Linked DNA regions of Homo sapiens: region 2 is linked to region 1. The links are chromatin loops, found by intact Hi-C in ENCODE. Cell type or tissue: gastrocnemius medialis. All regions are shown on one strand.

Region 1 (5,000 bases):
GAGATTGGCTTCAGGACCCCTGTGTATACCTAAATCTAAGCATGCTGGAAGTCCTGGAGTACTGTGGAACCTGAGTATACAAAGTTGACCCTCCATATACTTGGGTTTCACGTCCAGCAAATACGTATTTTCAGTAACAATTGGTTAAAAAAAAAATTCATGTGTAAGTGTACCTGTGCAGTTCAAACCCGTGTTGTTACAGTTCTGGCAAAGTCTTATATTCAATAAACTCACATTTATCCAATTTAAAATCAGGTATTTTCTTAGGTGTAAAATAATTCTTAGAATAAGTTACCCGTTTAGGTAGAATTTGGTTTCTTTATCTAATCATGACATATCAAGACTCTCCAAATTGATAATTTAAAAACTTAAAAAATTCTCAGATTTATTTTTACATTAAAAGTGTAGCAATTAACTTTAATTTGCTTTATCCTAAACATGTCCTGATGTTTAATTATATCTGTATTATATACCTTGTCTTTTTCTACAACACATTTGAGATGAATAAGAATACAAGTCACTTTTATGTGGCTTATGCATGTTTGTAAGGAGCATCAATATCTAGAATCTCAACATCAGAATCATTTATACTTTGAGATTTAATTTTAGCAGAAACTACCCTTCACGTAAGTGATATGTATATTCAAGGCAGATGTTGGTAGTCAAATTACATCGCCACCCGCCCCCTTCCCGCCCCGGGCGTACTTACTGAGTCCATCTAAAAGTAGGGCTGATGTTCTGTTGATGAGGCAAAGCCTTTTATTTAGCAATTTCGGTAGGATGTTGATGGCAGCCTCGCTTTTGCTGTATAACTTGTTTTGTGCAGTATGGGGTGCCTTTAAAAAACTGAGATAAGTTCCTAACTTGTAATTTATTTCACTATTTTATTTTTTTGAGACAGAGACTTGCTCTGTTGCCCAGGCTTGGAGTGCAGTGGCAGAGTCACAGGTCACTGAAGCCTCGACTTCAAAGGCTCAGGTGATCCTCTCACCTCAGCCTGCAAGTAGCTGGGACTACAGGCTCACTTAACTACGCCCAGCTAATTTTCTTGTCTTTTTTTTTTTTTTTTTTTGTAAAGGCAGGGTTTCGCCATGTTGCCCAGGGTAGACTGGAACTCCTAGGCTCAAGTGATCCGTCTGCCTCAGCCTCCTAAAGTGGTGGGATTCAGGCATGAGCCACTGCGCTTGGTCTGTAATTTATTTTAATGCAAAATGCCACATCCTAACATTTCAATTTTAATTTTATTAGATTTTTATATCCTTGATAGATCCCACTGCATCATGAGGCTGATAGTCACTGGTGTAAAGATGCAAGCAGTTGGTGACTGGTCTTAATCTGTAAATAAACCACCTCTTTTTGCGTGTGTGTGCATTTCAGAATATGACACTTTTAATGAATGTCCATTGAGTTGGTAATAGTACCTCCTTATTTTCACGTGTAGTAGTTATCAACACTGTACAATAAACAAAAAAGTTAACTACTAATAAAGTACCAAAAGTGGATATTTCGGGAAAAGAAAGTAATGAATATTTAAATTTTTTCTCTTCAATTAGGATATTTTCACATGATTTAGAAATGGAAGGATGTTTTCTACTCCTTCTAGTTACCACTTGTCTTATTTTTCATAGTATATATGAATTGTAGTTGGCAAATAAATCAAGAATGTGATTTAAAGAACTAACCTGTTTAGATTTGTAGGTCAGGTTAGATTTGAAATGCCACTTGAAAGAGCAGCAGTTTTGACTTTAATTTTTATGAGACTGACAGGTTCTTTTTTTTTTTTTGTCCCCACCTTCTTCCCTATTTAGGTTTTATAGGATCACATTGACAAAAGTACCATGGAGTTTTATGAGTCAGCATATTTTATTGTTCTTATTCCTTCAATAGTTATTACAGTAATTTTCCTCTTCTTCTGGCTTTTCATGAAAGAAACATTATATGATGAAGTTCTTGCAAAACAGAAAAGAGAACAAAAGCTTATTCCTACCAAAACAGATAAAAAGAAAGCAGAAAAGAAAAAGAATAAAAAGAAAGAAATCCAGAATGGAAACCTCCATGAATCCGACTCTGAGAGTGTACCTCGAGACTTTAAATTATCAGATGCTTTGGCAGTAGAAGATGATCAAGTTGCACCTGTTCCATTGAATGTCGTTGAAACTTCAAGTAGTGTTAGGGAAAGAAAAAAGAAGGAAAAGAAACAAAAGCCTGTGCTTGAAGAGCAGGTCATCAAAGAAAGTGACGCATCAAAGATTCCTGGCAAAAAAGTAGAACCTGTCCCAGTTACTAAACAGCCCACCCCTCCCTCTGAAGCAGCTGCCTCGAAGAAGAAACCAGGGCAGAAGAAGTCTAAAAATGGAAGCGGTATTGTAATCTATTTAATCTATTTAATTTTATTGTATGATTTGGAGCTTGGAATTGAGATATTCTGTTAGGTACATACACAGAATGTTTAATATTGAATTTGAAACCATGATTATTCATTTCATTATGTGTTTGCTTCATTAACATTAATTGCTGGTAGAAATTAGTATTGATCATAAAATAGCACTTTAAACTTCAGGGCCTGATGCAGTGGCTCATGCCTGTAATCCTAGCACATTGGGAGGCTGAAGTGGGAGGACCCCTTGAGCCCAGGTGTTTGAGACCAGCCTGGGCAACAAAGTGAGACCTCATCTCTACAAGAAATTAAAAGAAAAAAAAAAAACCCCATACATCTTATAAATATCCAACTTTGGCTATTTTACTTAAAACCACTTAGGACCTGTAAATATCAGCAGTTACGAACTTTCTAAATGATATGGTAAGAATTAAAGGTGAAAAGCTAAAATCAGATATCATTTCTCACCCTTGATTGCTTCATTTTGCTAACATTTATCATATATCTGTTTTATGCTAGGCATTATGCTAGGTATTAGGGCTACAGAGATGAATAGTGCGTTTTCGAGGTAGTCGTGTGCTAGCTGTAGACACAGATAGGTCATTATGAAAGATTTAGTGTAATGGTCTAGATATGTCTAAACCAGTGTAGGAATTCTAAGGTAGACCACTTAAAGCAAGTAATGCCAGAAATTTTTAAAGTTTGGTTAAGTACTAGTTAGGTTTTTTGGGTGGATGGGGAGGGGAGGGAGATTCCAGGGAAAGGGGGTTGATAGGTACAATGGAAAAGCCTTGAAAATTGGCGTGGCGATGTGTGAAACTGTAAACAGTTTGTTTTATTTGAAAGGACTTGTATGTACCATTAAGTCATTTGTGTGTCTTAACTTGTAGGAGGTTATATTTGATTTTTTTTTTTTTTTTTTTGAGATGGGAGTCTCACACTCTCACCCAGGCTGGAGTGCAGTGGTGCGATCTTGGCTCAGTGTGTCCTCTGCTGCCCAAGTTCAAGTGATTCTCCTGCCTCAGCCTCCCGAGTAGCTGGAATTATAGGCGTGTATTTTTAGTAGAGATGGGGTTTCACAATATTGGCCAGAGTGGTCTCGAACTCCTGACCTCAAATGATCCGCCTGCCTTGGCCTCACAAAGTGCTGAAATTACAGGCGTGAGCCACCACGCTTGACCCGGTTGTATTGGATTTTAAATATTTGCATGTCAGCTAGGATCAAGGCATAGTAAGAACTACATGTTTTAGTTGGGGAAAAGGACACGTAAGCCAGTAAAAAAAATGTGGTTTATGTAGGAGATAGAGAAAGTATAGAGGAAATATAGAAGCTAAAGCAACTACTGCTTATGCTGGGCTGAAAGGCTTTACAGGGGAGGCAGTTCCTGAGCATTGAATCGCTTCATCAAGCAGATAGTGGGGTCTCATTACTCATTGGCAGAATATCATGTAAAGGCACAGAGCTGCAAGAGTACAGTGTATTATTGAGCCATACAACGTGAGGTATAGAGAGTGGTAGGGAACAGAGCTGAAAAGATAGCAGTGGCTAGATCATGGTGGTTTTTGGATACTGTGCCAGGGAGCTAGGACTTCTTAGGTTAGCCATTGTTGAAGATTTTCAAGCAGTTTAGTTACATGGTCATATTTCTGTTTTAGAAAGATTTTTTTGGCAGAGCTAGCAAGAACAGATTTCATGGGGCAGTATTTGATGCCGGCAGACTAGTTAAGAGGTTATTTTAGTTTTCTAAAATTAAGATGTAGGCCTGAACTATGGTAGTGACAGAAGAAACAAAGTTGAGAAGTATGCAAAGTAAGAATGACACGAATAACCTCACTATATAGAGGTGTGGCAGATAAAGGAGAAGATAGGATTAAAGCTGATCTCCCAAGTTCTGAGTTAGGTTGGGGTTGGCAAACTGCAACCTGTGAGCCGCATGTAGCCCACTTCCTTTTTTTATGCCCATGAACCAAGAACACTTTTTGCATTTTAAATGGTTGGGAAATAGAATAATATTTTGAGAAATGTAAAAATGTAAAAAAAAGTCAAAATCTCAGTACTCATAAAGTGTTTTTATATGCAGCTACATTCATTCACTCATTCATAATATGTTTATGACTGGCTTTCATGCTGCAGTGGCAGACTTGAATAGTTGTACCAGAGACCATATGTCCTATAAGGTCTAAAGTTTTTACTACGTGGCCCTTTGCAGAAAAAGTTTGCCAACTTGTGCTTGGCAGATGGTTGGTAGCACTAAAATAGGTAATACTGGAGAGAGACTAGATGTGAATTGAGAAGAGAACACTTCCAGTTTGTGTTTCCAATGCCTGTGGGGCCATCTACGTAGAGCAACTCAGGATGCAGTAGGGTATGTAAATGTAGAAAAGTAGATTCAGAAGCCTTAAGCGTGAAGGTAGTAGAAGGCATGGGAGTAGATAGCTCATCCAAGGGAAGTATTTTAATTGAAGCCCCAACCCTGAGAACAAGCAGTATTCAGTAGAAGCAGTTCCCAAAGGATACCGCAAAGGAATATTTCAAGTGTAAGAAGAGAATTATCATGGGAACTGATAGGAGATAATTTATTTTATTTATTTTTATTGTGGCAAATTACAGCATGAAATTTAC
Region 2 (5,000 bases), 50 kb after region 1:
ATTGCACTCCAGCCTGGCACCAAGAAAAAAAAAATACATACATATAGTCTTTATGATTGTCTTTCTTAAGGAGTTTTTTTTTTTTTTTTTTTTTACTGATACCTTTTTCTTGTTGGCCTGTAATTTTCTCTGTGAGGCTACATTTAAGGTCATTTCACATAAGTTAGTGTGTTTCAACATGTTAAAATGTCAACCACATTAAGTATATTAATAGATGATGTAAGTGATCTATCATTGGGAATATTGTTAATTTTTTTTCTTTTAATCTAAATGTTTTTCCATCTTGGTTGGTTTACAGAGTTGCTTGTGTACTAGGTTAGAATTATTGACTATTAAATCGAGTCTTGAGTTTGACTATATAGAGAAAAGGTTGGCAAATATTTTCTGTAAAGGCCCTGATAGCATTTTAGGCCTGTGGGACCCATAGGTCTGTTTTATACATGTGTATATATATGTGTATATGTGTGTACATGTATAAATAAAACAACACTTTAAAAATGTAAAAACAGCTCTTAGTTTGAGGACCTACAAAAACAGACTGTGGAGTGGGCCCATAGCCCTAGTTTGCCAGCCTCTTATATGGACACTGATTCTCAGGGAAGAGCTATTTGTTATTTAACTTTCTACTCCAGCCACTCTCAACTATAACAGAATCAAATTATGAATCTTTGCCATTGCCTTCTGCGTTTCTGGGAAACAGTAGCAGAAAAAAACATGAATGTTGAGATTGGTATGAAAATGGCAGGAAAACACTGAGCTCATTTTAATATTATACTTTTGTTGTGGGTTAGCCATTTAAAGTTATAACTGATTCATTGCCCTCTGGAAAAAAAAATATATTTAAGGGACTGCTTCTACATCAGTTTTAACTCCTCTAAAAATAGCTACTGTGTACTGACCCAGGTAAAACTATAAATAGCTACAACAGTTCATATCTTCATAATATGTTTCTTAGGGGATGAGATTTCTCTTTAGCACAAGCCTGAGCATACCATATTAGGCATAAAAACTTATATTAGAAATCATTTCTGAAATTCATAGGATGGGCTTTGTATGGTCAACAGTAGGTAGACTCTTTAATGTACTTTTCAAGGTGCTATCTCTTGATATTTTTATTTTGTAATAGCAAATGTTGATAGGTAGGGATCTAAGTTGTATTACTGTTTACCTAAAATCTTGCTACATGTATTCATGTTCTGGTTTAGAATTTCAGAAAGAGAGAAAGAAATAAGTGGTCTCTGGAATGAGTTAGATTCTTTGAAGGATGCAGTTGAACACCAGAGGAAGAAAAACAATGTAAGTAGATCTTTATCAGAATGAAGCTTTTCTTTTTATTACTTTAACACTGAAATATGGTTCAGGAATTTTTTTTAAATCTACTTTTACTTTAGATTTCTTAATCTTTGTAAGAAAGTACTATTTTCTGTGTGTAGTTTTTTCGGGGGGCGGGGCATTATTGGAGAACAGTTTTTTTTAAATAAGTGAAAAGATGAATTCTTATTCTTATAAATATTTAAATGTTGAAGCTATAATTATTATACCTTTAGTTATTTTAAAAAGCTAAAAATGCAATTGACTTTTTGTTGAACTTTTATTTGGAAAAACATGTTTTTCAGCTTGGTATTTTAAAATCAAAGATATTTCCTCTTAGATTGGGCTGGCCTTTTTGTAAACTAAAAGTAATGCCAGTATTCAAACCCAGTATACTCAGTAATGGGGTCTTTTGAAAGCCTTCTGGAACCTCCTCCTGCCCTTTTTTTTTTTTTTTTTTTAAGACAGGGTCTCGCTCTGTTGCCCAGGCTGGAGGTGGCTTGAACTTGGCTCACTGCAAACTCGGCCTCCTGGGTTCAGGCGATTCTCCTGCCTCACCCTCCTGAGTAGCTGGAACTACAGGCGTGCACCACCATACTCAGCTAATGTTTTTTGTATTTTTAGTAGAGGTGGGGTTTTACCATGTAGGCCAGGCTGGTCTCGAACTCCTGATCTCAAGTGATCCACCTGCCTCGGCCTCGCAAAGTGCTGGGATTATAGGTGTGAGCCACGGCACCTGGCCAGAACCTCCCATTTTTAACTGAGAGGTGGTTCAAATTTTGGTAATTAAGTGTGTTAGAGGCTTTAGAACCTGACTACATTTATACTAGAAAGGGAAGGGATAGTGCTTTCAGAAATATGAACCCTAATAACTTACTGAATAGACAAACAATTTAGTGGAATTTCTTAACTTTTCTCATACCAGAGGGCAACACCTGTAAGTAGAGTCCAAGCATTCTTGCTAGAGAAGAAATTTTTGTACACTGTAGTGTGATTGCTAAGACTTGAGCAAGGATAAAATGTTACTGAAATCTAAGGGAGTATTGCTAGTAAATGGATGTGTGTTTTCTGTTTTTCAAAGTTTGTGTTAAATTGTTAATTTAACAAGTTGACATTTTCTTGTACCCCTGAGTTTGTCAAAATTAGGTACATGAATTGCCACTTCTGTGTTGGTATAACAGTACTAACAGCATTGCTTAGCCACAAAACTTGAGGTGAACTTGCCGATATACTGCTAACATCTTAACTGTGTTTTATTATTGGACTTCTGAGATAAGGAGGGCATGGTAATGCAGCAGCAGCAGCAGCGCTGGAGACATTGAACCCGTGTGAAAAGAGCCAGGACACTGGAGGCCAGCAGATAGCAGTGTCAGTCTTTCCTTCTAGTTTTGCCACTTCGTTTTCTGTGTATACTTGGCTCAGTTTCCTAACTTACTTGAGCTGTGGTTTCCCTATCTATAGAATGGGAATAAATACCTCATGGGGTTGTTGTAACGGTGAGAATTTGTGAACTGCCAAGTACAGTGGTTGGCATATATTAAGTAATAAATGGTGATTATTGGCTTTTTATTTTTCGTTGTTGGTTTTTATCTGTTTAGATTTCTCATTCTGAAAAAAAAGACTGAAATATAGCAGATTATATTTGTGAATGAAATGCTGTTAAAATCCAGATCTCTCAATTTTTAATAACCTCTTTCGCCTCCAAGAGAATCTATTTTATAGCCTTCCAGCCTTCCCCTTTGCTTTGATCAACTAGCTCATACAATTCATGTAAGGTTGTTTTGTGGCATGAATGTTTGGCCATGCCAAGAAAGACATAGGACACAGTGGGTTACTATGGGATTCCTAGGTAGATTTGAAACATGTTAATTGTATTAAACCATAGAGAAAAAACGTTACACTGCAGTGGAAAGTCCTATGAGTGTTATTGGGCCTCGTTTAAACATCACATGAAAAGCTTTTTATAATACTTCTATATTTGCTCTGTCTTTAATCTTCTAATGTTCAATGTACCTGAAATCATGTATGTATTCTTGGTTTGTGTCTTTACTTTTGAATGCTTTCTTCTTTGTCACATGTGCATAGTAATTATTTTAAAAGCTGGCCTATTTGATATATATACTAAAACATGGAAAGTGGGCGTCTTTATTTTCTCATTCAAACTTCTAAACATTGCTTTTTATTTTTTTGCTAATATGCATATTTTCCCATTGAAATAATTTTGCAGTAACCAGCATTTAAATGCAGTGCAAAATACTGATGAAGTAAAAAAGCAAAAATCTTTCAATAATGGATAAACTGAAATCATTCTTTCTAAAAATGATTAGGACCTTCGGGAGAAAAACTGGGAAGCAATGGAAGCATTGGCATCAACTGAAAAAATGCTGCAGGACAAAGTGAACAAGACTTCCAAGGTTGTAATGCTAACTCCTAGAAACAATCCACTGAACAGAGAAAATCTGCAGCTTGTCTTAAAATCAGACTAAAGCATTTACTTTTACTGCAATTTAAATATAAAATCTCCTTATCCATATTTATCATCTCTATCATCTCTGCTTTTTTCATCTACTCCTTGAAGCTTTAATTTTGGGCATGCTGATTTGTTGTGATTACCTGATTGTTTGGGCTTTGTTGAGCACAACTTTAAGCTGAAGAGTCTCAGAAGACCGATGTTAACCTCTTGTCAGACAATATGCGCCTTTTGGGTTGGTTAAGATAACTTTCATGAAAACTTTGAACCAAAGAAATCTAGGTGAATTAACAAACACATTTGAATATGTAGGATGTGCCATAAACTACGTGTTTTGGAGGGCACACCAAGATGTCTCAGATAAGGTAGAGAAATGATCAAAGTCTTAAATACAGGAAAGGCATCAACTTTGGGTGTGTTGCTTGGAATGGTTCCTTAGAGGTGGTGGACTGAAACTTCATGTATTACTGGCTAGCAATGACACATGGCATGTTTAGATGAAATATTACTATCAAGGGATAATTCTCTTGACCAGAGTATGTAAAGTACTCCTGAAATATATAGCCCCCTCTGTCTTCAGAACAATGGAGGACATTCTCCTTGAGCTCAAGTTGTACCATTGGGTGTGAAGATTTCTAATGAATTGTAATAGAGAAGTTGTTTTTAAAGATTGAGAAAATTGAATCTGCCAGTCCAGTTAAGTATTTTGAAAATTCCTGTCAAGTGTAAATGTGAAACAGGGGTATTGAATTTTGCAGACAGGTAAAAGAAAGAACCTACATGATTAATTTTAGCACTATGAAAATATTTTGTGTGCCATGGTACTCTATTGAATCTTTAATATAAGTCTTAGTGACACCTGAAGGAATGTTTAAGCATAAAATAGTTCTGTAAATTTTTTTTTTTTTTAGCAAGTATACGTTTGTAGTTACATTTCCTGTAGCTTAGTGGATTTGTATTTAACTATATCCCTATTTATCTAGCCATAATTTTCAGTAAAGGTTAAATTCGAGATAGCTGAGAGGTATATTGGGACCAGAGAGTAGGAAAATCTAGGTCAGATAGGACATTTCATTATTATTTCACTGGGAGTAGTTGCAATTGTACAGTCATTTCTGTCAGCGATGAGGGTTTTAGTGTGGTTTCTGGTTGTTTATATTACTTTGTTTTTGATGGTTAAGAGCCACCTTTTTGGTTTTATTTTTTTAGTGGGACTGGG

Evidence for each region. A loop is a pair of places that touch in the nucleus more often than their neighbours do. Peaks named below come from ENCODE experiments on the same cell type or tissue, not always from the same donor. Only the 100,000 strongest peaks of a DNase experiment are listed, where the experiment ranks them.
Region 2: a loop joins it to region 1, with 1.9 times the contacts of the local background. A loop is called at or near these places in 6 of 110 quality-filtered maps.

Annotation. Positions count from the first base shown.
Region 1 is chr14:55,610,211-55,615,210 of GRCh38, forward strand. It overlaps KTN1 (kinectin 1), which reads left to right. Exons shown (of 44, transcript NM_001079521.2): 2 at 1,809-2,361. The coding sequence starts at 1,839. Among named protein-coding and RNA genes, the nearest start is that of KTN1, 33 kb to the left of the region's middle. In gastrocnemius medialis, no CTCF peak of the experiment used is centred here; no DNase peak of the experiment used is centred here; H3K27ac peaks cover 2,913 bases.
Region 2 is chr14:55,660,317-55,665,316 of GRCh38, forward strand. It overlaps KTN1 (kinectin 1), which reads left to right. Exons shown (of 44, transcript NM_001079521.2): 32 at 1,206-1,296; 33 at 3,639-3,725. Among named protein-coding and RNA genes, the nearest start is that of KTN1, 83 kb to the left of the region's middle. In gastrocnemius medialis, a CTCF peak has its summit at 2,659 (motif pointing right); no DNase peak of the experiment used is centred here; H3K27ac peaks cover 4,503 bases.